Regions from separate parts of the Homo sapiens genome. Here region 2 is linked to region 1. The links are chromatin loops, found by intact Hi-C in ENCODE. Cell type or tissue: K562. All regions are shown on one strand. Links, peaks and the distances in the headings refer to the core of each region. The heading gives the core; the rest is flanking DNA. Region 1 has its middle 14 kb from the start of RNF175. Region 2 has its middle 7.1 kb from the start of FGG.

Region 1 (12,970 bases), core at 4,751-9,750:
GTAAAAAAGGAGAGACAGACATCTGTCCATTAAATGTCTCTTAGTCCTTTCCAACTGCTATAACAAAATACCATATACTGGGTAGTTTATAAACAACAGAAATTTACTTCTGACAGTTCCAGAGGCTGCAAAGTCCAAGATCAAGGTGGCGGCAGATTTTGGTGTCTAATGAGGGCTTTCTGCTTCACAGATGGTGCCTTCTTGCTGTGTCCTCACGTGGCAGAAAGGGTGAACAAACTCCCTCTAGCCTATTTTAAAAGGGCACTAATCCTATTCATGGGGCTCAACCTTTGGTCATGTTTTGAGGAGTTAGCAGCTCTGGCATCACCCAAATGTCTGCCTCTTGTCATATATAGTCATGTTTCACTTAAAAACAGGGGAGTGTTCTGAGAAACACATTGTGAAACCATTTTGTCATTCAGTGAACATCGTAGAGTGTACACACACAGTCCTAGATGGTATAGCCTACTACACATCTAGGCTATAGAGTAGAGTCTATTGCTCCTAGGCTACAGACCTGTACAGCATGTTACTGTACTTAATACTGTAGTCAACTGTAACACAATGGTAAGTACTTGTGTTTCTAAACATATCTAAATATAGAAAAGGTACGGAAAAATATGGTATAAAAGATAAAATATGGTACACCTGTATAGGGCAGCTCCATTATAATTCTATGGGACCACTACTGTATACACAGTCTATCACTGACCAAAATGTTCTTAGTGGTGCATGACTATATGTCTCTCCATACGCTTTCCAACTCTTCTACCTCATGCCTCTTGTTCCTGTCTTTGACAAGGGCACAAGCCAATGAGACATGCTCATTGGGGCAGAGCAGGTAGGTTTTTGTTTGATCATGATTATATTATATCAATAATCATGATTATATTCTTACTTTTTCAACTATCAGATTTCTTTTGTAGGCAGATGAAAACGTGAATGTCCATCCACTATTGGAAGAAGAAAGCAAGTAATCAAGGATATTGGATTTCTGAGTTTCCTGAGATGACTCATGACCCATTAATAAACTTAAAATGCCCAAAGTGGGGATTAGCCTAAATAACCAGGTATAGTGGCTCATATCTGTAATCCCAACTACATGGGAGGCTGATGTGAGAGGATCATTTGAGGCCAGGAGTTTGAGACCAGCCTGGGCAACATAGCAAGACCCTGTCTCTCAAAAAAAGTTTTTTAAAACTACATATCTGCTATGCATTTAATTCCTCTTCCCTTTAATAAATAGCTTGAGAAATGAGTTGTTCTACAAGAGATATTTATAAAAGGTTTTAGGGCAGCATTTTCTAAGTGAACAAAGGATGAAGGCAGTGTCTACATGCACAAACCAGTATATTGAAATTCACAGGATTAAAAAAGATCAATTTTGTCTAAAAACACCCTTTATTTCTGTCTTAGTTTGTTTTCTGCTGCTGTAGCAAAATATCACAGACTGGGTAATTTACAAACAATAGAAATTTATGTGCCTCATGGTTCTGGAGGTTGGGAAGTTCAAGAGCATGGTGCTGGCATCTGATAAAGGCCTTCATGCTGTGTCATCCCATAGTGAAAGGAGAAAGAGTAAGAGAGTGTGCAAGACACAGAATGGAAAGGGACTAAACTTATTATTTTTATCAGGAACACACTCCCACAATAAACCCACACCTGCAATAATGGCATTCATTTATTCACAGGGCAGAATCGTCATGACTTAATCACCTCTTAAAGGTCTCACCTCTCAACACTGTTGCACCAGAGATTAACTTCCCAACACATGAATTTTAGGGGATACATTCAAACTATAGCAATTCCTGATTCCCTATTCTCTAATTAGATGATAATTTGGCCAGCCTTTTTATCTTTCAACTCTTATTTACTATCAAGTTTTCAATGCTCTTAATGGATGGGGTTACCTTGAAAAGCAAATCCTGGCATATGTATCCCTCATGTAGTCACTGAATCTGGATTATTGAACAGTTTGATTTTTGCCTATGAAACACATTGCACAAATACAAATTAATTTATTAACTCAGCAACTATTTATTGAGCACAAACTATTGACATTGGCTTATTCATTCAATAAATATGCATTGAGTGCTTACCACATGCCAGACACTGGTCTAGATGGTGGGTACACAATGATTCTGCCATCCTTCAGCTTGTATTCCACAGGGATTGTGTTAGGCACTGGTAATACAGCAATGAATCATTCCCAAAAGGAACTCATAATCCAATAAGGAAGAGAGGCATGCAAACAACTCCAATGCTCTATGTTAAGAGGGAGATGTGTACATGCACCAGGGATGACTTAGAAGAGAGAGTGGTTCACTTGAGTTGAAAATAGAATGTTGGGTTTAAGTTGAGATTAGGATCTGGGTAAAGGTACTTATAAGAAGAGAATTTTTAATAAGTTGAACCAGAATATCTTCTATTAAGACAGAGCCTTAGAAATTAAGTATCATCAGTTTTACATATTGACCAATCAACAATGATATTGTGCAATATTATGCTGAAGCTATTGCCCTAGATGCTACAAATAAATCTAGCATAAGACCCACAGATTTTAGAGTAAATAACATTAAAAAATTCTCAACTTGCAAAATGATTAAATACATTATTGCTCAGAAACAAATAGTAACTAAACATAATAAAACAAAATACTTTAAAATGCACTCCATTACTGTCCAGAGAGTGATACAGAGAGGTAAGTGCTAAAAAAGTTCAATTAATAAAGGTATCAGTTAATGCAGATAGTGTTAGAAGGACAAATCAAAGAATCTGTCTCAAGATGTTCCAATTCAGAGTAGTAATAACCATTAATTTGTCATTTTATGTTATGAAATGAGAAAAGCACTAGAGCTTGGTGTAACTGGTACAAAATTTTCTACAGCTGTATCATCTAAAGTATATCAAGATAAACCACTTAACAGACTAGAAGCTGCAGTAAAAGTGTCAAGTTCATTGGCGTAGCTTTCGAAATTCAGAGAGACCTAGGCAAGTCAATAGTTTCTTCAAGCCTCAGTCTTCTCATCTATAAATAATTAAGAACTATTACTCAGTAAGTTATGCCTAAGCTTGATACATTCTCATCTCCTTTCCATCTTCTATGTTGAAGCATAATTCTCAGAGCTTGTTTCTGTGTTTGAAGACACACACAGCAGGAAGGGGCGCTAGTCTGCATCTGTTCTTCCCCACTACCAGTGCTCCACACACCGTCTTCTTGGTACACTGGGTTTTTCAAGGCCTGAATGGTAGCAGTTCAAGCAGGCAAGAGGAAGAATGAGATCACAAATATTATCTACTTCTCTCTTCTCCCAAAGAGACTTTTCCACCCCCAAAAGAAGACTCAGGCATTTTTGTGCTGCCCTCTTCTCCCTTGGCTTCCCTAAGAAGCATCAGGGTTCCAGTCTGCAACAATCAAAGTGCTGAGAGTCAGTTCCATTACTCAGCAACCTTACACTGAGTACTCAGTATGTGCAAGGCACTGTCCCAGGTGCCGGGATTCCAATGATGACCAACACACCACGGCTAGCCTTCAAGAAGCTCATGATCTAATGTAACAAACACATGTGATGGACAATAGTAACTGAGACCCAAACCTCCCCAGACACCCCTAAACACAGTCTTCCTGGGCCCCATTTGTTCTTACGGGTACCAGTAAGTTCACATTTAAAATAACACTAAAAATCAAAATCTCCAGGCCCAGAAAGTTTCACTGGAGAATTTTACCAAACATTTAAAAAAGAACTAATGCCAATTTTACACAATCTCTTCCAGAAAATAGAAGAGGAAGGGACGCCTCCCAACTCGTCTTATAAGACTAGTATAGCCCTAACACTTAAACCAGACAAAGACAGCACACGCAAAAAAGAAAACTACAAATCAGTATCTCCTGTTAACTTAGACATGAAAATCTTCAACAAAATGTTAGCAAACCAAATCCAGCAATACATAAAAAGAATAATATACTATAACCATGCTGGTTTATTTAAGGTATGCAAGCCTGGTACAATATTCAAAAATTAATTCATGTAATCTACTATATCAACAGGCTAAAGAAAAAAATCATGATCATATTAATTGATGTGATAAAAAAGCATATAAAATTCAATATTCATTCATGATAAAATCTGTCAGCAAACTAAGAATATAGGGGAACTTCCTTAACCTCAAAGAGCATCTACCAACAATCCTACAGTTAATATCATACTTAATGGTAAATGACTGAGTGCTTTCATTCTAAGATCAAGAACAAGGCAAGGGTGTCCACTCTCTCCATTCTTATTCAACATCATATTGGAAGTTCTAGACAGTCAAATGAGGCAAGGAAAAGAAACAACTGACATACAAACTGGGTTAAAAAAATAAAACATTGTCTATTTACAAATACAATTATCTACATTTTAAAAATCCCAACGAATCTACAAAACACTGAGAACTAATAAGTGAGTTGGGTAAGGTCACAGGATACAAGATTGACACTCGAAAGTGACTGCATTTACACATACCAACAAGTTGTTTTGTTGTTAGTATAAAACACTATAACCATTTAGAATTGCTCCAAAGAAAATAAAATACTTAGGTATAAATCTAACAGTGTATGTACAGGTTCTATATTTTGATAAATCCAAAATGCTGATGAAAGACATCAAGGACGACCTAAATAATTGGAGAGATATGCTATCTTCATAGATTTGAAGACTTAATATAGTAAAGATATCAATTCTCCCCAAACTGACTGACAGATTTAAAGCAATTCCTATCAAAATCTCAGCAAGCTTTTTGTAAACATGGGTAATCTTATTGTAAAATATATATTAAAATAAAAATGCTCTAAACTAGCCAAAATTATTTTGAAAAATAATATAGTGGGAGAAATCATTCCTCCCATGTTAAGGCTTACTATATAGCTACAGTAATCAGGACAGTGTGGAGGACAGACACAGATCAGTGGAATAGAACAGAGAATCCAGAAATGAATCCAGACAAATATACTCGAATAACTTTTGACAAAGATGTGAATGCAATTCAATGAAGTAGAAATCCTCTTTTCAACAAATGGTGCTGGAGCAATTGGCTATCCCACAGGCAAATAAAAAAATTAAAAATCTAAATCTAACATTGCACACAAAAGTTAACTCAAATGAACCATTAACTTAAGTGTAAAATAGAAAACTATAAAAGTTTTTGAAAAATAAGACAAACTTATCTTTTCAAGACCTAGAACGTGGCAAAGAGTTCTTAGATTTGATACCAAAAGTACAATCCACAAAAGGAAAAATGAATAAATTGAACCTCATAAAAAGGTAAAACTTTGGCTATGTAAAAGGCCCTGTTAAGAGGGTAAAAAAACAAGTTACAGATTAGGAATAAAAGACTTGTATCTAGAATATATAAAGAACCCACAAAACTTAACAGTAAAAAAATCAAACAAAGCACTTAGAAAATGAGCAAAGCATGTACAGACATTTCATGGAAGAGGATGTACGTATGGTTGTGATGGTGTCTGCCATAGGCATGGGAGGAGGAAGTGGTAGCTATATCCTGGATACTTGCCATCCAGGTCCTATGGGACAAAGGAGGTTTTCTTATAGTGCCTCCATAATGGACAAAGCTTTGTGTTTAGGGTGCCATTAAAGTGGGAATTCCAAAAACAGGAAAAGAAAAAAGCACTTAATTTTTTGTTTTCTCAAAAAAATCATCAAAATAGTCATCATGAGACAAAACCAGATAATTGTGTACTTCTTTATATTTTTAAAACTAAGTTAATGGGTTTTGGTGTTTTTGTTTGTTTATGGAATAAAAATATGGGAATGGTGTGGGGAGGTCATAATAATCTTTTGAGTGTTTTGAACTTCTAACAATTTTAACACTCATTGATGAAAGTGAAAAGCAGGGCAGGGCTCCGAGTAAAGCATGGTCTCTATTACATTTCCTGGTCTAACACCATTAAACACTTGTCCTACAGAGGATTAGAATGTGTGCATTGGCTCACAGAGATGCAAGGCTAGAAAAGAAAAATTAAACAAAACTATCCCCAAACCAGTAAAGTTACCCTCTGCCCATCAAAGCCAGACAGATGACCAATATGAATCCTTTATGATATAAGGAGTTATGTGGGCAAAGAAGAAGGTAGGATGGATGTGCTGATAAAGGACAAAGTAGAGAAAATAGACAATTCAACAATAATAGTTGGAGACTTCAAGACCATACTTTCAATAATGGAAAGAACAAATGAGAGCAGAAGATCAATGAGGAAATAGAAGACTCGAATGATACTATCAGCCAACTTTTCTCAAGTTGTTATATAAATGGGCCAAAGATGGTCTCTGTATATTGGCCCTCATGTTGTTTACTTCTTCACAAGAGGCTGGGACCAGTAGTTGAAAGCCCACCAGGACCACACTAAATTCTTACATCTAATTGCCTTAAATATATCCTAAATAAGTATACTTTTTACCATTTAGTGCCTATCCTGTTTTGCATGCCCTGCAGTTTTGCAAAACAGGATAGGCTCTAAATGTAGGCCCACATCTGCTTGTCATAGATAAGACAAACTCTGTGGCTAGAAAAGACCCCACCCAATACTGCCCTTCAAAGCCATCTGATCCGAAACTCTCCACCTTGCTGCTGAGTGACATCACCTAGACACATGAGCCCCGCCTCCAATTCCCCTCTCCTCTAGGAGTTCCCTTACCCTTTTCCCCTTTTGGATGGTGGCCCTGTCTCTGGAAGGTCTCCTGCTGTGAGAGACTTCCCCTCTCCTGCAACCCTGTTCAAATACCACCAAAAAAGCTTACTGTACAACACTGCCATCTTGTGCTCCTGTCTTTCCTTGATTAGCCCCCAAATCCTTGAACTTACCACACAAGTGCAACTGGAGAATTCCCCAGGATACACCACATTAGGCTGTATAACAAGCCTCAATAAACTTAGAAGGACTTTATAAACCCACACAAAGTATGCTCTCCAATCACGACGAAATGGAATTAGAAATAAATAACAGAAGGAAATTTGAAGAACTCACAAAGATACAGAAATTAAACAACACATTCCTAAATGTGTTTGACATTTACGTGAATGAAAACAAAAACCCAACAAAGCCAAAATGTATAGGATGCAGCTAAAGCAATGCTCAGAGGGAAATAGCTGCAAATGCCTATATTTAAAAAGAAAAAAGATCTTAAAGCAATAATCTCACCTTCTACCTTAAAAAATAAGAGTAAACTAAGCCCAAAGCAAGCAGAGGAAATGAAATTGTAAAGATTATAACAGATGTAAATAAAATTGAGAATAGGAAAATAATAGACAAAATCAATGAAAAGTTTATTCTTTTAAAAGATCAATAAAATTGACAAAACTTTAGCTAGTTTGACCAAAATAAAAAGAGAGAAAACCCAAATTACTAAAATCAGGGATGAAAGTGGACTATTACTACCAACCTTTCAGAAATAAAAGAGATTATAAGACAATACAATAAACAATTATATGCCAAAAAATTGGATAACCTAGACAAAATTGACAAATTCTTAGAAAGACACAAAATTTCAAAACTGACTCAAGAGCAAGTAGAAAATCTTTATAGACCTACAACAATGAAAGAGATTGAATCAGTAATCAAAAAACTTCCCACAAAGAAAAGTTCAGGCCCAGATGGTTTCACTGGTGAATTCCAAACATTTAAGGAAGAATTAACATCAGTCATTCACAAATTTTGCAAAAAAAAAAAAAAAAACAGAAGAGGAGGGAACACTTCCCAAGTTATTCTATGAGGCCAAAATTAACCTGATACCAAAACCAGAAAAAGAAATCACAAGGAAGGAAAACTGTAGACCAATATTCCTTATGAACATAGATGCAAATATCCTTAACAATGAAGCTGCATATTAAAAGAATTATACAACATGATCAAGTGGCATTCATCCCAGGAATGCCAGGTTGATTTATCATATAAAGAACAATCAATGTAAGACACTATATTCATGGAATAAGAGAGCAAAATCACATGACTATATCAACGGATGCTGAAAAGCACTTGAAAAAATCCAGTATCTTTTCAGATAATAACACTCAGTAAACTAGCAATAAAAAGGAACTTCCTCAACCGGATAAAGCCATCTACATAAATCTCATAGTTAACATCATACTTAATGGTGAATGGCTGAATACTTTCCCTTTACGATCAGGAAGATACAAGTAGGTACACTCTCACCACTCTTATTCAATATAGTACTAGAAGTTCTGGGCAACACAGTATGGAAAAAAGAGAAACGAAAAAAATGAAAGAAGGAGGCAGAAGAGAGGAAAGAGAGAGAGCATGAGAATCCAGATTGGAAAGGAAGAAGTAAAACAACTACTTCTATTCACAGAAAACATGATTTATATATAAAAAATTCTAAGGAAGCCACTGAAAATCTACTACAACTAATAGGAGTTCAGCAAGTTTACAAGATACATAATCAATATGCAAAAATCAAATGTATTTCTATAGCAATCAACAATACAAAAATAAAATTAAGAAAACAACTCTACTCTAGCATTAAAAAGAATAAAATAATTAGGAATAAGTTTAACAAATGAAAAGTGTAAACTTGCAAACTGAAAACTACAAAACATAATTGAAATAAATTTTAAAACTAAATAAATAGAAAAGCATCCCACATTCCTGAATTGGAAGACTTAGTATTAATACAGTGATATTCCCAAATTGGTCCATAGATTCAAAATAATCTTATCAATATTCTAGCTGCCTTTTTGGCAGAAACTGACAAACTGATTCTAAAATTCTTATGATAACTCAAGGCACCAGGAATAGCTAAGAAAATCTTGCAAAAGAAGAACAAAGTTGGTGGGAGGGGAGGAGAAAGAGCAAAGTTGGATGACTCACACTTTCCTTTTTTAACATTTAATACAAAGCCACAATAATCAACACACTGTGGTACTGACATAAGGATTGGCATATAAACTGATAAAATTGAATTGAGAGTTCCAAAATAAACCATTATATTATGATCAATTGATTTTTCACAAGGGTGCCAAGACAGGAATTCAATGGGGAAAGAATAGTCTTTACAACAAATAACAAATGGTGCCAGGACAACTGGATAGCCACATGAGGGAAAAAAAAAAAAAAAAGAAAGAAAGAAACTAAAATGAACTTGGACCCCTACCTCACACCAAATATAAAAACTGATCCAAACTCGGCCAGGCACGGTGACTCATGCCTGTAGTCCCAGCACTTTGGGAGGCTGAGGTGGGTGGATCACCTGAGGTCAGGAGATCGAGACCATCCTGGCCAAGATGGTGAAACCCCATCTCTACTAAAAAAATACAAAAATGAGCCAGGCATCACGGCAGCTGCCTGTAATCCTAGCTACTTGGGAGGCTGAGGCATAAGAATCCCTTGAACCCAGGAGGCAGAGGTTGCAGTGAGCTGAGATCACGCCACTGCACTCCAGCCTGCGTGACAGAGTGAGACTTTGTCTCAAAAACAAAAAAAATTGATTCAAACTCAATCAAAGACCTAAATCTAAGAACTAAAATTATAAACTCTTAGAAGAAACACAGGAATAATTCTTCATGACCCCGGATTAGGCAATGGTTTTTTAGACATGACACCAAAAGAACACATGAGTAAATTTCAAATTTTCATGTTTTGAAAGTTTTATCAAAAAAATGAAAAGACAACCCAAAGAATGAGAAAAAAATTTGCAAAGCATATATCTAACAAAAGACTGTCACATAGAATATATAAAGAACACTTAAAATTCAACAATAAAATAACTAATAACTCAATTTAAAAATGGACAAAGGAACTGAATAGACTCTTCTCCAGAGATATTCAAACGGTCAACCTGGGCAACACAGCAAGACCTCGTCTCTATAAAAAAACTAAGAATTAGCCAGGCATGGTGGCACATGCCTGTAGTCCTAGCTACTGGGGAGGCTGAGGCAAGAGAAATCACTGTCACACCCTGCACTCCAGCCCGGGCAACAAAGTGAGACCTTGTCTCAAAAAACAAAAACAAAAAAAAAAGATATTCAAATGGCCAATAATCACACAAAAAGATGCTTGGTATTATTAGTCTCTAGGAAAATATTTAATACAAATCAAAGCCACAATGAGATATGACTTTATGCCCACCAGAATGGCCAGAGTCAAAAAGTCAGATCATAACTGTTGGTGAGAATGTGAAGTAATCAGAACCCACATACATTGCTAGTGGGTTTGTAAAATGATGCAGCTACACCGGAAAACAGTTTAGCAGTTCTTCAAAATCTTAAATGTAGAGTTACCATATGAACCAACGGCTGCACTTGTAGAGATATACTCAAGAGAATTAAAAACATATATTCACAAAACATTTGTATATGTATTTTCATAGCATCATTATTCATAATAACCAAAATGTGAAAAAAACTCAAAAGTCTATCAATTGATGAGTGGATAGAATGTAGTATATCTATATAATGAAATATTATTCAATTATAAAAAGGAATGAAGTACTGATACATACTACAACATGGATGAACCTTGAAATAATTATGCTATGAAGCCAAGCACAAAGACTTCTTGTATGATGCTATTTATACATAACGTTTATTACAAACCATAGAGACAGAAAGTAGACTCGTGGTTGCCAGGGGATAGAAGAAGGGGGAAATGGGGAGTGACTGCTAATGAATATAAGGTTTCTTTTTTGGGTGATAAAAATGTTCTGGAATTAGATAGTGGTGATAGTCATTTTGTGAATATACTAAAAAAACATAGAATCAAACTGTTTTAAAAAGGCTGAATCATAAAGTATATAAATTATACCTCAAGCCTGTTTTTTTTTTCAAAGGCAGATGTTCCAAGATCACAGAGTTAGAGTATATTATAATTAAGACTTGAGGCCAAATGTGTTTGATCCTAAATCCCACTGTCTTAACTACCAACTATATTCCTGGACCTCCTTCCTTTCTCACATTATAGACTTCCTAGGAAATGTTATTCACTCCTGGAAAGTTTGCCACTGTCGAAAACTAAATCTCTAATCTCTAACCTTTCTCCTGACTTCAGTTTGTCTTATGTGGACAACTATGTCTGTGTAGCCTGGAGGTGTCTCAAAATCAATACACATTAAACCAAACTTAACTTCACTTTCCACAACCTTTTCTCCCTTTTCTGGATAGTCTTATCAGTAGTTAATTCCTTGTTGGCTGGGGCAACCTTTCCAGTGCTCAGCCATTCAAAAAGCAAAGATAATCAGCCCACCCTAAGTTCAGTAAATGATCAAGTTTTTCACGCTTAGGCTACCAGCTCTGACCATGTTATTTGGCGATTCTTCACACAAACGATGTACTACTAAGAATTTTTCAATTTCATTTCATTGCTAATAATGCCTTAATATACTTACAGTACAGACACATATTAACCAAGCGGAAAAGATAGAGACCCTCTCTCCAAAATAGTCCAGAGAGCAAGTAGGAGAGGCAGGGCTCTGATTCAAGTCTTGTAGTGAGTGTGTGGACCCAGACACTGTCCTTCTCCCACATTTATCACAGGCTAAAGCTTCCTTTGAGTTGTTCACTTAAAGTCATCACCAAAACCATGGCCACTTTAAAGGATATCTGTAAGATCGTCAGAAAAATCTTACACTAGTAAAGCCTAACTATTCCTTAGATTACCTACTAACCATCACATCCAGAATGGTTTCTAAAATTTTCCTTCTTTCAAAGCCCCATAGAATATTTTTACTACAAAAATTAAACATTTTAAGCAATTTTATCTCAACATATTAAATTTTTAAAATACTCAAATTTAGGCCGGTGGCAGTAGCTCACGCCTGTAGTCCCAGCACTTTGGGAGGCCGAGGTGGGTGGATCACCTGAGGTCAGGAGTTTGAGACCAGCTTGGCCAACATGGTGAAACCTGGTCTCTACTAAAAATACAAAAATTAGCTGGGCGTGGTGGCAGGTGCCTGTAATCCCAGGTACTCAGGAGGCTGAGGCTGGAGAATTGCTTGAACCCGGGAGGAGGAGGTTGCAGTGAGCAGAGATCGTGCCACAGCACTTCAGCCTGGGTGACAGAATGAGATCCCGTCTCAAAAAAAAAAAAAAAAAGAAAAGAAAAGAAAAAGAAAAATACTCCTATTTAGATAACATGCAGAGCACAAAATTTTTGTTTATAACCACTTAGTAACTTGGAATATTTGAAATCCTTTCCACAGAAAAGGCAAAACCAACAACAAAAAAACCCCAAAACACTGATATTCTATTTCTGATACTCCCAAATAATGTAAATATGTGTTTTACTTCCCTGTGTGCACTATTCCAGCTATTCTGCAAAGTGCTAGGATTACTGCATTTATAGGATAAATTTAAAAAGCAACTGTATCGCCAACACTAACTTGTGCCACATATTTTTAGCAGTTACATGGCTAAATACCAAGATTTCTGTTCATTCAATACAAGGCTAAGAGAACAGGTAGAATGGAGCAGACCCAGGCCTCATCCTTCGCACTGCTTGCCTTCTCCCATCCACATCTTGGCATCTCTAAGTGATGGCAAAAATATATCCCATTTTGAGTAATAAATAAGAAGTAGTAGATGCTTATAAGAATATATTATAAAATACGAGTATTATAAGAATATATTTATATATAAAAGTATAAACTCATTATAAAATAAGGAGTATACACTCTGCAGTGCATGGAATAATGTTAAGAGCACATTTTTTAAAAATGTTATAGGTTTTTGGGGAACAGGTGGTATTTGGTTTCCACGAGTAAATTCTTCAGTGGTGATTTGTGAAATTACGGTGCACCCATCACCCAAGCAGAGTATACTCTGAACCCAATTTGTATCCTTTTATCCTTCAACCCCTTCCCACCCTCTCCCCTTGAGTCCCCAAAGTCCACTGTATCATTCTTATGCCTTTTCATCCTCATAGCTTAGCTCCCACTTATAAGTGAGAACATACGATGTTTGG
Region 2 (12,970 bases), core at 5,388-10,387, 850 kb before region 1:
AGTCTCTCTCTCTCTCTCTCTCTCTCTCTCTGTCTCCCTCTCTGTCTCTTTCTCTCTCTTTAACACCTATATTTGAGTAGTTTTGTTTCCATCAGCACTCTTGTCTTTCCTTCTAGTCCTTTAATCCTGACTCTCTTCCTGGATTGAACTTAGGGAGGCAAGAGTTTAAATTAGAAGCAGTAAAATTGTATAATAAAAGGAAGAAGACAAACCAGGCCTTGCTTCTTAACAGGATGACTAATACAGTTTATGGATTATCTGGGTAGTTACATGACTAATATTAACCATTAACAATTATTGAGTTCTTAATGCTGACCAGAAACTGTTTTAAGAGCTTTTTTATAATAATAGTAAAATCAGCTCTTATGTAATGTTTTAAATGTTTACATTTATTAACACATTAGACAAAACAACCCTATAAGATGGGTAATAATATTATTCCCTTTTTACAATTGAGGAAATTGAGACAAAGAAGCAGGAACATTTCCTAAGGTCACACAGCTAGAAGTAAGTTATAAAGCTGGAATTTAAGCCCCGACAGCCTGGTGGATCATTCAGGGTACTCTAGAGGGACAGGACTAATAGGATAGATGTATATATGATGTATATATGAAAGGGAGTTTATTAAGGAGAATTGACTCTCATAATCACAAGGTGAGTCCCACAATAGGCCATCTGCAAGCTGAGGAGCAAGGAAGTCAGTCTGATAAAAGGAAACAGGCACAGAGAGGCTAACTAATAGTCCAGGAACACAGAGCTACTAACTTGTACAGGCAAGATTAGAACAAGTGAGTCTGATCCTTAACTAACCATGGGAGGGAGATACTTTTTTCCTACATTCAGCCATACAGAGGGAGAAGGGATTGCCTAAAAAGGGTGTGATGCTTTCATAACCTTCAATTAGTGAGCCCAGCTGGGCTTGGTGGCTTTTGCCTATAATCTCAGCATTTGGGGAGTCCAAGGATTGCTTGAGGCCAGGAATTTGAAACCAATCTAGGCAACTAACAGGACAACATTGTGAGACCCTATCTCTACAAAACTAAAAAATTTAAAAAATTAGCTGGGCGTGGTGATGCATGCCTGTAGTCCCAGCTACATGGGAGGCTGAGGTGGGAGGATTGCTTGAGAACAGGAGTTTTAAGCTGCAGTGAGCTTTAATTGTGCCACAGCACAGCAGCCTGGGCGGCAGAGGGAGAGCTCATCTCTTAAACAATAACAAAAACAAAAACAGCCCCTTGTGTGATGGTTAAACAAATCCAGCCCCTTGATTAGATTGAAGGATGCAAAGCATTGATCCTGGGTGTGTCTGCGAGGGTGTTGCCAAAGGAGATTAACATTTGAGTCAGTGGACTGGGCAAGGCAGACCCACCCTCAATGTAGGTGGGCACCATCCAATCAGCTGCCAGCGCAGCTAGGATGAAAGCAGGCAGAGGAATGTGGAAGGAATAGAATGGCTGAGTCTTCTGGCCTTCATATTTCTCCCGTATTGGATGCTTCCTGCCCTAGAGCATCGGACTCCAAGTTCTTCAGCTTTTGGACTCTTGGACTTACACCAGTGGTTTGCCGGGGCTCTCAGGCCTTAGGCCACAGACTGAAGGCTGCACTTTCGGCTTCCCTACTTTTGAGGCTTTGGGACTCAGACTGACTTCCTTGCTCCTCAGCTTGCAGATGGCCTATTGTGGGACTTCACCTTGTGATTATGAGAGTCAGTTCTCCTTAATAAACTCCCTTTCATATATACATCATATATACATCTATCCTATTAGTCCTGTCCCTCTAGAGTACCCTGAATGATCCACCTGGGTTTCAGGCTGAGTCCCTGAGAGTCAAGGCCTGACGTTGAGCTGAACTGTCTGTTTAAGCAGCTCCTCCCTTCCTGCACTCTACTAGCAATGCCAAGAGCATAAAGAGCCCTTCGCCAAACTCAGGGCCAGACTAAGGTCCCGCTGTATTACCTACAGCTGAAACAACTGTTCCCTTAGGAGGCCAAGGCATAAAAAAAAAGCCTCCACAGTGGGGCACATGGTGTGGCACATGGTGTGGCACATGGTGCGCTCTCATCCCTTCTGTGACCAGTTCTCCTGGACGCTTTGGGAAGGGACGACTAGAGGCACCAGTATCGCCAAGTAATCTTTGCCCTTTTAGAGGAAATAATGTTGCTTTCTGCAGGGGAACAACAGTAATTGAAGAAGAGGCACAGAGGGAAACTTAGGGCCATGACCATATGAAAAACCAGAGTTACCAGAGTTTATGACATTCATTTCTTTCTCCCTGCTGAGGTGAGGCCTTTCTCACCTGATAGAATGAGTTTTTCAAGGGATTTTGAGGCTGATCAAGGAAAAAAACATAATAATGAAGTGGGAGTAGCACACAATGAGCTCTATTTTGGAAGCACTTTAACAGGTTTGCGTGGTGAGGGGGAGTCCCACACAGCGTGGACCCATCCAGAGCTCTGGCAGCATGGAGGCCACCACCCAGAAGGGGAGGAGGATAAAGGAAGCCCTGAAGAAGAGGAATCAGAGAGGGGACTTCTGTATTTAGGTAACGTCCCTCAACACACTGCAAAATCTCAGGATCAGATACCCTCAAAGGGCAGCTGCTGAGTGGGGTTTTTTTAGCTGCAAAGTTTATCTTATCTATGGCTAGCAGATCTTGGGTGCAGTTGCTCAGGGTATACAGAGCAGGCAGTTTCTAAATAGCTGAAAATCTGTTTATTTGGACTGTGTTTAAAACATTAAGATATATAAACATTTGACTTGTTGACAACCTGCCATTAAAACAAAACTCAACAACCTTACCAACCTTGGCAACACAGTGAGATCCCATTTTTACCATTTTTTTTAATTAGCTGGGCATTGTGGCGTGTGCCTGTAGTCCCAGCTACTCAAAAGGCTGAGATTGAACAATCACTAGAGCCCAGGAGTTGGAGATTACAGTGAGCTATGATTGCACCACTGCACTCCAGGCTGGGTGACAGGGCGAGAGCCCCCACCCCCACCTATCCTTTAAAATAATAATAATAAATTGGAAAAAATAAAAAAAAATCAACAGCTTAGAAGCCAATATACAGAGGCCATTTGGGGGTCATTTATTATACCCTAACTGCTAGGTTGGAAGTACCTCCAAACACACAGAGAATCCCAAATTCTGAATTTCAGATTTTGACCTGAGGACCCATTTCAAATGCTGTTGACTGACACTAAGAAAAATATCTACTTCACCACCCCTTCAGCACAAAAACAGAGAAACCTAACATATGGATAAGAACTTACACACATACAAAAAGAATAGGTGGGGGATATTTAATCTACAAGAATCTATGTGGCAATTTGAGTGCACAGGTGTATCCACAGAAGTGGCTGTTGCTGTCTAGCAATAACTTCACCAGCAGGTGGCTGTATTACACTAACCATTAGAGAGGACTGGGCTTCCAACAAAGTGCCTTAAAATACAGTTCTTTTCTTGTCTTTTTTTTTTTTTTTTTTGAGACAAAGTTGAGACAGGGTTTCACTCTATCACCCAGGCTCTGAAAAGCAATGCAGTGATTCAAACACAGTTCACTGCAGCCTGGACCTATTGGGCTCAAGGAATCCTCCTGTCTCAGCCTCCTGTGTAGCTGGGACCACAAGCACACACTGCCACGCCCATCTAATTTTGTTACTTTTTGTAGTCTCGTTTTGTTGCCCATGCTGGTCTTGAACTCCTGGGTTTAAGCAATCCTCCCACGTCAGCCTCCCAAAATACTGGGATTACAGGCGTGAGCCACAGCACCCAGCTAGAATAGAGTACTATATTTCTAAATTATTTGAATTTTGGTTTGAATTAGCCCTAATAAACCCTATGTATTCATCAAAATCTGTAATGACATATGCAACATAAAAATCCATTCACAATGAAATCCAACAGTTTCCTCCAAGCATCTCAGGAAATTCAGCACAACTAGATTATATCACAGAATGTACTAATTAACAAAATCTATTTACTAGACAGCCTACCCATTTCTGGCACCACAGAACATGAAATGTGTTAAATGATTACCACTCATTCTGTATTATCTGACATATCTAACAGCAAAGGTTTCATATGTATGTATATGTATATATAATGTGTATACATATATCTGTGTATATATATATAAAATACTGTTTATAATTCTTTCATTTGAAAGCATTCCAAGACACAGATAAACAGCTAAATCACATCCAAGCGGTGTCATTTGGAGATATGAAAGTCTTTGGCTTTTGTGTAGGCACAGGGCCATGAGGTAGAGTCAGAGCCATTCTTCCCCTCTCTGCCTGTTCTGCCAGCTCTTAAATTCAGTCCACATTCTGTCCTCAGGTTGTTTTCTCCTTGGAAACTCACTTCACCCTCCATCAGCTCACCACTAGTTCTCATTCCCAAAGCTCTATCATCTCCAGCATTCTGACGCCATCTCCTCTTACAGGTCTCACTCCCATCCAAACTTAAAATGTTGGAAATTGGACTCTTCATTTTCTCTCTTCAGCAGACCAGTTCCTCTTCTTGTTTTCCTATTCATGTTAGTGTTCTCCCATATTTACTGTTTCTCAGAGTTATTATCTGTGAAACTTTTACCCCTCTCCTACGTGTTCATTCAGTCTTTCCCTAAGTCCTTTCTATTCTATTTCTGTAAAGCGATTGAATTTCTTGAACACCTACTTCTGTAATGTGTTAAGGCACTGGGGCTTGGGGCCAGTCTACTTTTTATTCTTTGGGCAGCATTGATGCCATATTCATCAATAAAGCAATATGCATCATTAAACTGGATTATCCACAATCTATTTTGTTTTTGTTTTGTTTTTTATTTTCATAGATTTAGGGGTTACCAGTGCAGTTTTGTTACACAGATATATGGTTTAGTGGTGAAGTCTGGGCTTTTAGTGTAACCATCATCGGAATGATGTACATGTACTCAATAGGTAATTTCTCATCCCTGACCCCTCTCCGACCCTCCCACCCTTTGGAGTCTCCAGTGTCTATTAATCCACTCTGTATGTGCATGTGTGCAGATTTTTAGCTCCCACTTATAACTGAGAACATGCTGTATTTGTCTTTTTGTTTCTGAATTACCAAAATCTAATTTTAAACTTCAATAGAAAAAAACTGATACCGTTGGTTTTTAAATTCTTTTTGCAACAAGAAATGATTATGGCATATCTTCAGTATTAAATACTCTAACAAAGAGGAAGTATACAAGATTTGAGATTGTCTAATGGAAATAAGGCCTTCTTAGGTAAAGCAGGTATGGTTACTCTCCTGTGTAGGGCAGTGGTTGTCCTATTTTACTGTGTATAATAATCATCTGGGGAAGTTTGTTAATAAAATGAAGATTCTTGGGGTCCACTCCCAGATACTCTTCTTCGGTAGATCTGGAAAGGGGCTGAGGAACCTAACATTTTTAACAAAGTGAAACAGAGTAATCTAAGGAGCATTTTAAGAAATAGTCGCTTAGAAGAAATTCTAAGTACTTAAAATAGAAATAAAACGTCTTTACGTCATTAAATGGCTTTATACAACTTCTCTTAGTTACCTAATTTGTATTTGATCCCATAATTCTCTTCTAATAGCTGACTGTTTTGTAAAATTCTCTTTTTAGATTCTGATGTCTTCAGTTTCCGGGTTTTTCTCAAGTTTAAATTTCAGTCTTGGTAGAAGTAATACCTTAGGCGAGCTCAGTCTTTCCTACCTTACTTCATATGAGTTTACCAGATCCTGTCATTGGGAGAGCAGGAAGTAGAGAGGGATTCCTGAATGGAGAAAGAAGGGACCACAACAAACCTAAGTAGGGCTGGGTGCTGGGGCCAGGCTGGAATGCACTGGTGCATTTCCTGACAGTAACCATAGGCTGTGGCAGCCTGAGGCCCAGTGGCAAATTCTAGTTGAGAAATGGAGTGCAGTGGGTGACACAAGGTCCTGCAATAGTGTCCCAAATGTAGGTCATGACCACTTGCTGACTTGGAGCACAGCTGAGTGAGCTGAGCTAAAGCATGGGACCAAGACAGACAAACCTAAGGAAAGGGCCAGGTGAAGGTTACTTGGCTTTCTCTATGACACATTCTAGCCCTAGTTCTGCGTATTCTAGAGAATATGCACAACACAATGCTATAAACTCCCTCATTTCCCTATCTTCTAGGATTTGACTGACCTTTGTTAAAGTTGTACTGTTTGGTTAGGGCAGCCCACCTGTTCCAGTCAAGCAGGAGTGGTTCAGAGGCCTATGTGGAGCTTTCTCTCCTTATAGTTTATAAAGCAAATCAGGAGAAACAGTGACCAATGGCTCTAGGCAATTCCTCCTAGTGTTGTGATATTCTAGGACTTGCCCACTCTATTTTATGTTTATCATTCAAACTTGGAGTTGTTTTAAAATGTGACACAATTTTGCTTTAGTTTTCCAAAAATTAAATACATATAAAGTTTCCTTCAGTCAAAAAATCACGGTGAATGTCTTGCTCCTCTCCTGATCCACTCAAATGGAGTCAGGAGGATCACCGTGGTCCCTCCCCAGTACTCTCCATCAGCTCTATCACTGACCCACACTGTGAGATCTGATTGCCTTGCTACAGATTTTTGCTCTGAAACAGATGGTTTTGAAATGGGTGTATTTCCTTTTCTTGAATGATTTTGTTATCTGCTTAATGGTCATGTTCTCTGCCTCAAACTGCATTTTAGTATTTTATGTTAGTGTTTTAGTAATATTTAGTAATTCTTAATATTTTAGTAAAATATATTTTATTCACTCAACAAATATTTATTGGGTGCATTGATCAAGCACCACAGATAATAACAGATTAAAAATCCTTGCCTTCATGAGGCTTACATAAAATTTACTTTAATTAAGGTATTATTATATGATTATGAAGGTATTTAATTAAGGTATTATATAATAATAATTGTATAATAATTAAAATACCTTTTATGTCAGCCTCATGAAGGCAAAATTTTGAAATTTTATGGGATATGCTACCTCAATCCAATTTATAAGATATACCTAACAAGTTATATTGGCCTTTTTTTTTTGGAGAAGCTTAAATACAAGGCTGAGAAGTTTATATTTAATTAGACAGGAAATGGGAATTCCTCAGAGGATTTTGATGAAGAGAATGGCATAACTCGCAAGCTCAATAGTAATGTGTAGATGGTCATTGTGGTATTTTCTGGCTAACTTGCGCAGTGTTCCTCTCTTAGTATACTTCTCATTCTATTACTTACCTACACTTGTCAAATCTCTGACAGCTCTAAATGAAAAAATATGTGTCTGTTGGCTTTAAATCATTCATCCTCCAGATGTATTGGGGCCTGCAGGTGGCAATAGTGAGCCAGCCATGAGCTTTGTAACTAGCCTCACCAGAAACCCAGCAAATGTCACCTTAACCTAGAGTGCTGCCCGACCACCATATCTAAAACAGCACCTCCTCTAGTCTTTCATTTCCTTAATCCTTCTTCATTTTTGTTCACAGCCCGTGTCACCAACTGACATTATATAATATTTTGTTTATATCCTCTTTCTCTCCACTAGAATGTAAACTTATCAGCAGCGACTTTGGTTCATTGTGTAGAACAGGGCCTGGCAAATAGTATATGCCCAATATGTATTTACTAAGTGAATGACCACTTTGATCTGAGCATCCAGCAGAGGAACACCATGGGACAGTGTGCAGTTACCCGGCAGCCAAATTTTGTGGTGCATATTTGATTCAGCATTATTTTAGATATTATCCTAGATAAATTCTATAAAGTTTCTCGGTCAGAGCTAGAAATGGCTTAACATATCAGGTTAATATGAGGAGGGGTATGGGGCCTTCCATAGCCATAATTAGATGATGTAGTATTAAATATCAATAAAGTACTAATGAGGAAATTAACCTTATAAAGCATAGTGAGATCCACAGGAAGTATTGATATGTAAATATCAGGTAGTTTTCCGACGCAGAAGGATGCATAATTAAGCAATCGGTTTCCTGGATCTTGGTCAACAGAATTTCCTCTCTGCTGTTTATAAAAGGTAAAATGCAGTGTTCTAAATTTTGACCTAACCTTGTTTCTTTGTGAATGAGCTTGCTCTGGTCAGCCCTGAAGCCAGACCATTCTTCGGTAACTTGCAGCCATAGTGTTATCCATCAAGAGTGTGATTTACACTCTAGGCTTTCTTGCACAACATTCAATAAATATTTGGGTCTTTGACTTAATCTGGTTTTGCAAATCGTATCTTTGTTTACTTAGTAGAGGTCACTGCTCCACCACTCAAGGTAAAGTATACACAGAAATCTACACTTGAAGAAGACAGAGATATGTCACCTTTCATGGATGAAGCAAAGTCCTTCAAAATGTCAATAGAAAGTTAGCCTTTGTACACAGCAAATCCTATATGGATTTAACTTTGAAAGGACTATAGTGCAATTACACTAAGACAATAAACTAACCCAAGTAGTTAGAATTTAAAACAAAGATCTAAATCTTATAAATGTTTTGTTTGTCCTCATTCAAAATTGCAGGTTAAAGCAAATGTGTGCGTTAAGCTAGATAAGATGACTGAATTGCTTTGATGATCTGATAGCATTCTCTGTTCTTCTTATTTTCTCTCCTTCTTTAGAAATATATATATATTCCTCCAAAGATAGTTTATATGACAAAATAACTACAGTTTTTCTCAAACAGGGGCCTGTCCACTTTCAACATAGGCCAGTATTTCTACTCAAAGGCTTAAAAAGTTTCTTCTTTCCGGAGCACATTCTTGTGAATATAACTTGGCCCCTTGGTTGGTGGTGGTTTATTTTTCCCCCCAAACTCATTTGCTCTTGTAAATCTCCTGCTAATCATATTTAGTCATGAAAATTCTTTCATGGGGTGAGAGATTTAAAATCGTAGATTACACAAAGATGGAAAAACACAAACAAACCAGTAGCAGATACCAATGTGGCACAGCAAAACACTTAAATCCAACTTCTCTGTTCAATTTGTCTCAATCCAGGGCACCTCAGATCATTCCTTAGTCTCAAACTAGTATTAAAAATGGCTAATTTCCAGCCTCTTTGGCCTCTGTAATTGCCAATGGGATAATCCTTCTTTCTCTAGGCACCCAGTACTTTATTTCCTAAATTCCAATCACAGCAGAGATTTTTCAACATCCCTGCCGCTAGGACAGATCCCCCAAATGACACATGTAATGAAACTTTATGAAGTTAAGAAGTGCAAAACTCAACCTGTGGGTGCTGTTCTGCTGCCAGTGAGGGAGTCCATTTTACTTGTGCCCAATGTTGTTTTTGTCTTTGATTTACATAGTGAAACTAAAAGCACATTGTTCACAGACTACCAAGAAACTTTTGCGTTTTCACTTTCCCTGGGCTATTTTTATACACAAAGCAAATATTCTAACAGACAACTCTGTTGCCCTTAATGGGATATTTTTACTATTAGGTTGGACTGGCTTTCAGTATGCCAATAGGTCATTTTCTTTCTGCCAGTTTTTAGGAAATCCAGTTCTGAGGGTTCAGGCTATAAATTTAGCTTAGATCTAGAAATGGTTTACTTGTTAGAAAAACAGATATATCATTGTCGCCATTGATTTGAGCTTCCTTGACCACGCAGTGGCTGTCTCTCCCTTTAACTTACTGATGGAATTCAATTTATCAAGTCCTATTAAACTTGAACCATGCAGTTAGCATTGAAAAACTGCTTCCATCTAAAATTGGACTGAAGCCAGGTGCATTGGCACGTGCCCATAGTCCGAGCTACTCAGGAGGCTGAGGCAAGAGGATCACTTGGGCCCAGCAGTTCAGTTTGAGGCCAGACTGAGCAACAAAGCTAGGCTGCATCTCTAAAGAGAGAGAAAAAAAAAAAAGGACCATAAACACAAGCTAATCATAAAACAACACAAATCTAGGTTTGAGAAATACTCAAAGACTGTAAAAGATCATTCACAAAATCTTGTCTCTAACCCAGAGAAGAAGATAGATAAGTTGGTAGATAGATGTAAATGTGTGTTCAAATAATCATGCACACAGTTATGTAGATGCACACACACATCTTTAAAATCCATTCTATCAGTGAATAACTTTGAGTCTCATAACACCTTGTATCTGTGTATTATTTTAAATTAAGAAGGGCTTCATGGTTGTATTAAGATTCATGGTTAAGAGCACAGGCATTGGGCCCCATGGGTTTGAGTTCCTGTTCTGGCACACTGACCCTGCATATGTTACACAACATCTCTAGGCCTTTCTTTTTTCATTATAAGATACAGGTAATTATATCTACTTCCTAGGCTTGTGGTGAGGATTAAATGAGAGAATATACATGACAACAAAAACTATACTACCACATAATATCTAGCATAAAGAAGATGCTCAAAATTGGTAGTTCTTTCTATTATTCCTTAGGGCTATATCATTTGTCACTAGGTCAAGAAGTCTTCTACATAATCAAATTTAAATTCAGCAAATAATTTTGGAGCAAAGATGAATGTAACAGACTTGGCTCACAGAGTAAATTACCAATATACACGAAGACTGTTAGCTGTAGATTTGTGTTTTCAAATCAGAACACAAACGGTTGGACGATAGGGAATTTGGGACATTATTATTTCAATAAACAAGCCCACTGACCTCAGAGTTACAGTAAATGATTATTTTGGCTTAAATACTACCTATGCTATTATCTCAAAAAACATACCTGGAAGTAGAAGAACTGTGATTTAAGAAACATTCTTCATTCCTGGAATTCATCAATCATTTATCATTTTTCAAAGAAAAAATTGGCCCAAACATGAAAAAACTAGTTAAAATTTAATAAACCTAAGTGATACTAGATTGAATGCAGGGCCAATGTAGACCGCTAAATCACTGTTGACCATTTTTTTTTCTCAGAGAGCAAGCATCTTGTCTTATATGATTTGGATTTAGGACTTGAGATTGTAGTAAAAGGAAATTATTTTCTCTAAAATTGTGATAACACATCTGGATTCCAATATAAGTCAGTTAAAAGCCTGTAATACAAGTATTCCACTTCTAAAATGGGATAAGATAGAATTTCTAATGTCCTCAATTTAAATGTTTATCAACTTTGTGAATATTATATATCTTAACACAACCAATGAAACTTTATGACATTAAGGAGCTCAGAACCCAACCTGTGGCTGCATGAATTGTTACCCTAAATTCAACAAACTAATATTTTATGGTCTTCAGCAAAAAGAACCACAAAGACATGCTCTGTCTAAACACACTTTGCTTGAACATTCTTACAGATAGGAAGTATACCTTCTCACAAGGCATGCAATCCATTTATATTATCATTTGATCTTTGATTGGTAAAATCAATTTGGATAGAATTTCCTAAACTAAACGACCAGGTGCTTTCTTCTCTGGGGAATCTTACAGAAGGAGACTGCAGTTAGTTGCAACAGATTTTTTATTAAAGAGAATTTCTGTAGCTAGAACAACAAAGCTTGTTCCCTGTGAACCAAATCTACCAATAATAGCTCTATTAAAAGAGTTTCCTATTTACATAGATTTTATACCAAATATATTTGGTAATTCATAAACCTTACAAACATTTACTTAACACTTACCATGAATTGGGTAATGTGCTCAACACATTATCCCACTAAATCTTAGTAATAGCCCTATTAAGTAAATACCATATCATAAGTATTATCTCTCTTTTACTGACATGGATAATGGAACTCAAGGAGATTGAGTAACTTGTACTGAATCACACAGCCAGTAAATTGTAAAGATGGGACTCAAACCTAGGGAGATGGACTCCAGAGCCTTAACAACTATTTATTTATACATTCTCCAATTGAGCTACACACTTCTTGAAGGCAAAGGCAATGCCTGAGTCACCTTTCATGTTCAAATCATATTAAAAAGTTAGCAAGATGTAATTATCAGTGTACTATGTAAATCTTTGTGAATGATCAATAATTACATATTTTCATTATATATATTTTAGTAGATAATATTTATATACATTCAACATTCTAAATATAGAAAGTTTACAGAGAAAAATAAAGCCTTTTTTTCCAATCCTGTCCTCCACCTCTGCATCCCATTCTTCTTCACAGAGGCAACTGATTCAAGTCATTACATAGTTATTGAGTGTTAACTACAACTATGTTAAGTACAGCTATATATGTTAGATGCCGTAGCCACAGAAATCAGTTTACAATCTAATGCAGTGGATACAGCATGTATACATATAATATAAGGTTGCTACAAATGCTATCTGAGGTAGAGCTGTTTGAAAGAATACTAATACTTAAATGTTTAATTCAACTGACTTGATTGACAACTGATTAGCTGAGTGGAAAAGATGGATGAGAAAGATTGTGAGACTTAATTGGCTGGTGGTATGGTGATATGATTGACAATAACTGCTAAGTCAGAGAGGGATATATTAAGGAGGAGAAGAAAAGCAACAAATCTGGTTTTGATGTGTTCACTTTGTTATAATTATTGATTATTTACTGAATATGAATATTTATCTTTGTTTTTGAGTCAATAAATATACCTTTGTAAAGACAGAATTAAAGTATTAGTATTTCTTTCAAACTGGAGGCATTTCTCCCACTAACATATTTCATCAAAACTTATAATAAGCTTGGTTCCAGAGGAAGAAATGAGGGATAACCAAAAATAGAGACATTAATAATAGTGTAACGCCCAGTGATAAATCTCAATAGGCAGTGATGACAGACATGTTTTCCCAAACACAAGGATGCTGTAAGGGCCAAACAGAAATGATGGCCCCTCCCCAGCACCTCATTTTGCCCCTTCCTTCAGCTATGCCTCTACTCTCCTTAGATACAAGGGAGGTGGATTTTTCTCTTCTCTGAGATAGCTTGATGGAACCACAGGAACAATGAAGTGGGCTCCTGGCTCTTTTCTCTGTGGCAGATGGGGTGCCATGCCCACCTTCAGACAAAGGGAAGATTGAGCTCAAAAGCTCCCTG

What was found. A loop is a pair of places that touch in the nucleus more often than their neighbours do. Peaks named below come from ENCODE experiments on the same cell type or tissue, not always from the same donor. Only the 100,000 strongest peaks of a DNase experiment are listed, where the experiment ranks them.
Region 2: it touches region 1 in a loop (4-fold over the local background); 9 of 110 quality-filtered maps call a loop at or near these places.

Annotation. Positions count from the first base shown.
Region 1 is chr4:153,767,146-153,780,115 of GRCh38, reverse strand. No RefSeq gene overlaps it. Among named protein-coding and RNA genes, the nearest start is that of RNF175, 14 kb to the right of the region's middle. RefSeq lists an enhancer at 8,629-8,798. In K562, for the core only: a CTCF peak has its summit at 6,794 (motif pointing left); a DNase peak (open chromatin) is centred at 6,605.
Region 2 is chr4:154,613,259-154,626,228 of GRCh38, reverse strand. No RefSeq gene overlaps it. Among named protein-coding and RNA genes, the nearest start is that of FGG, 7.1 kb to the right of the region's middle. RefSeq lists enhancers at 9,224-9,373, 12,359-12,970. In K562, for the core only: a CTCF peak has its summit at 7,313 (motif pointing right); a DNase peak (open chromatin) is centred at 7,318; H3K27me3 peaks cover 414 bases.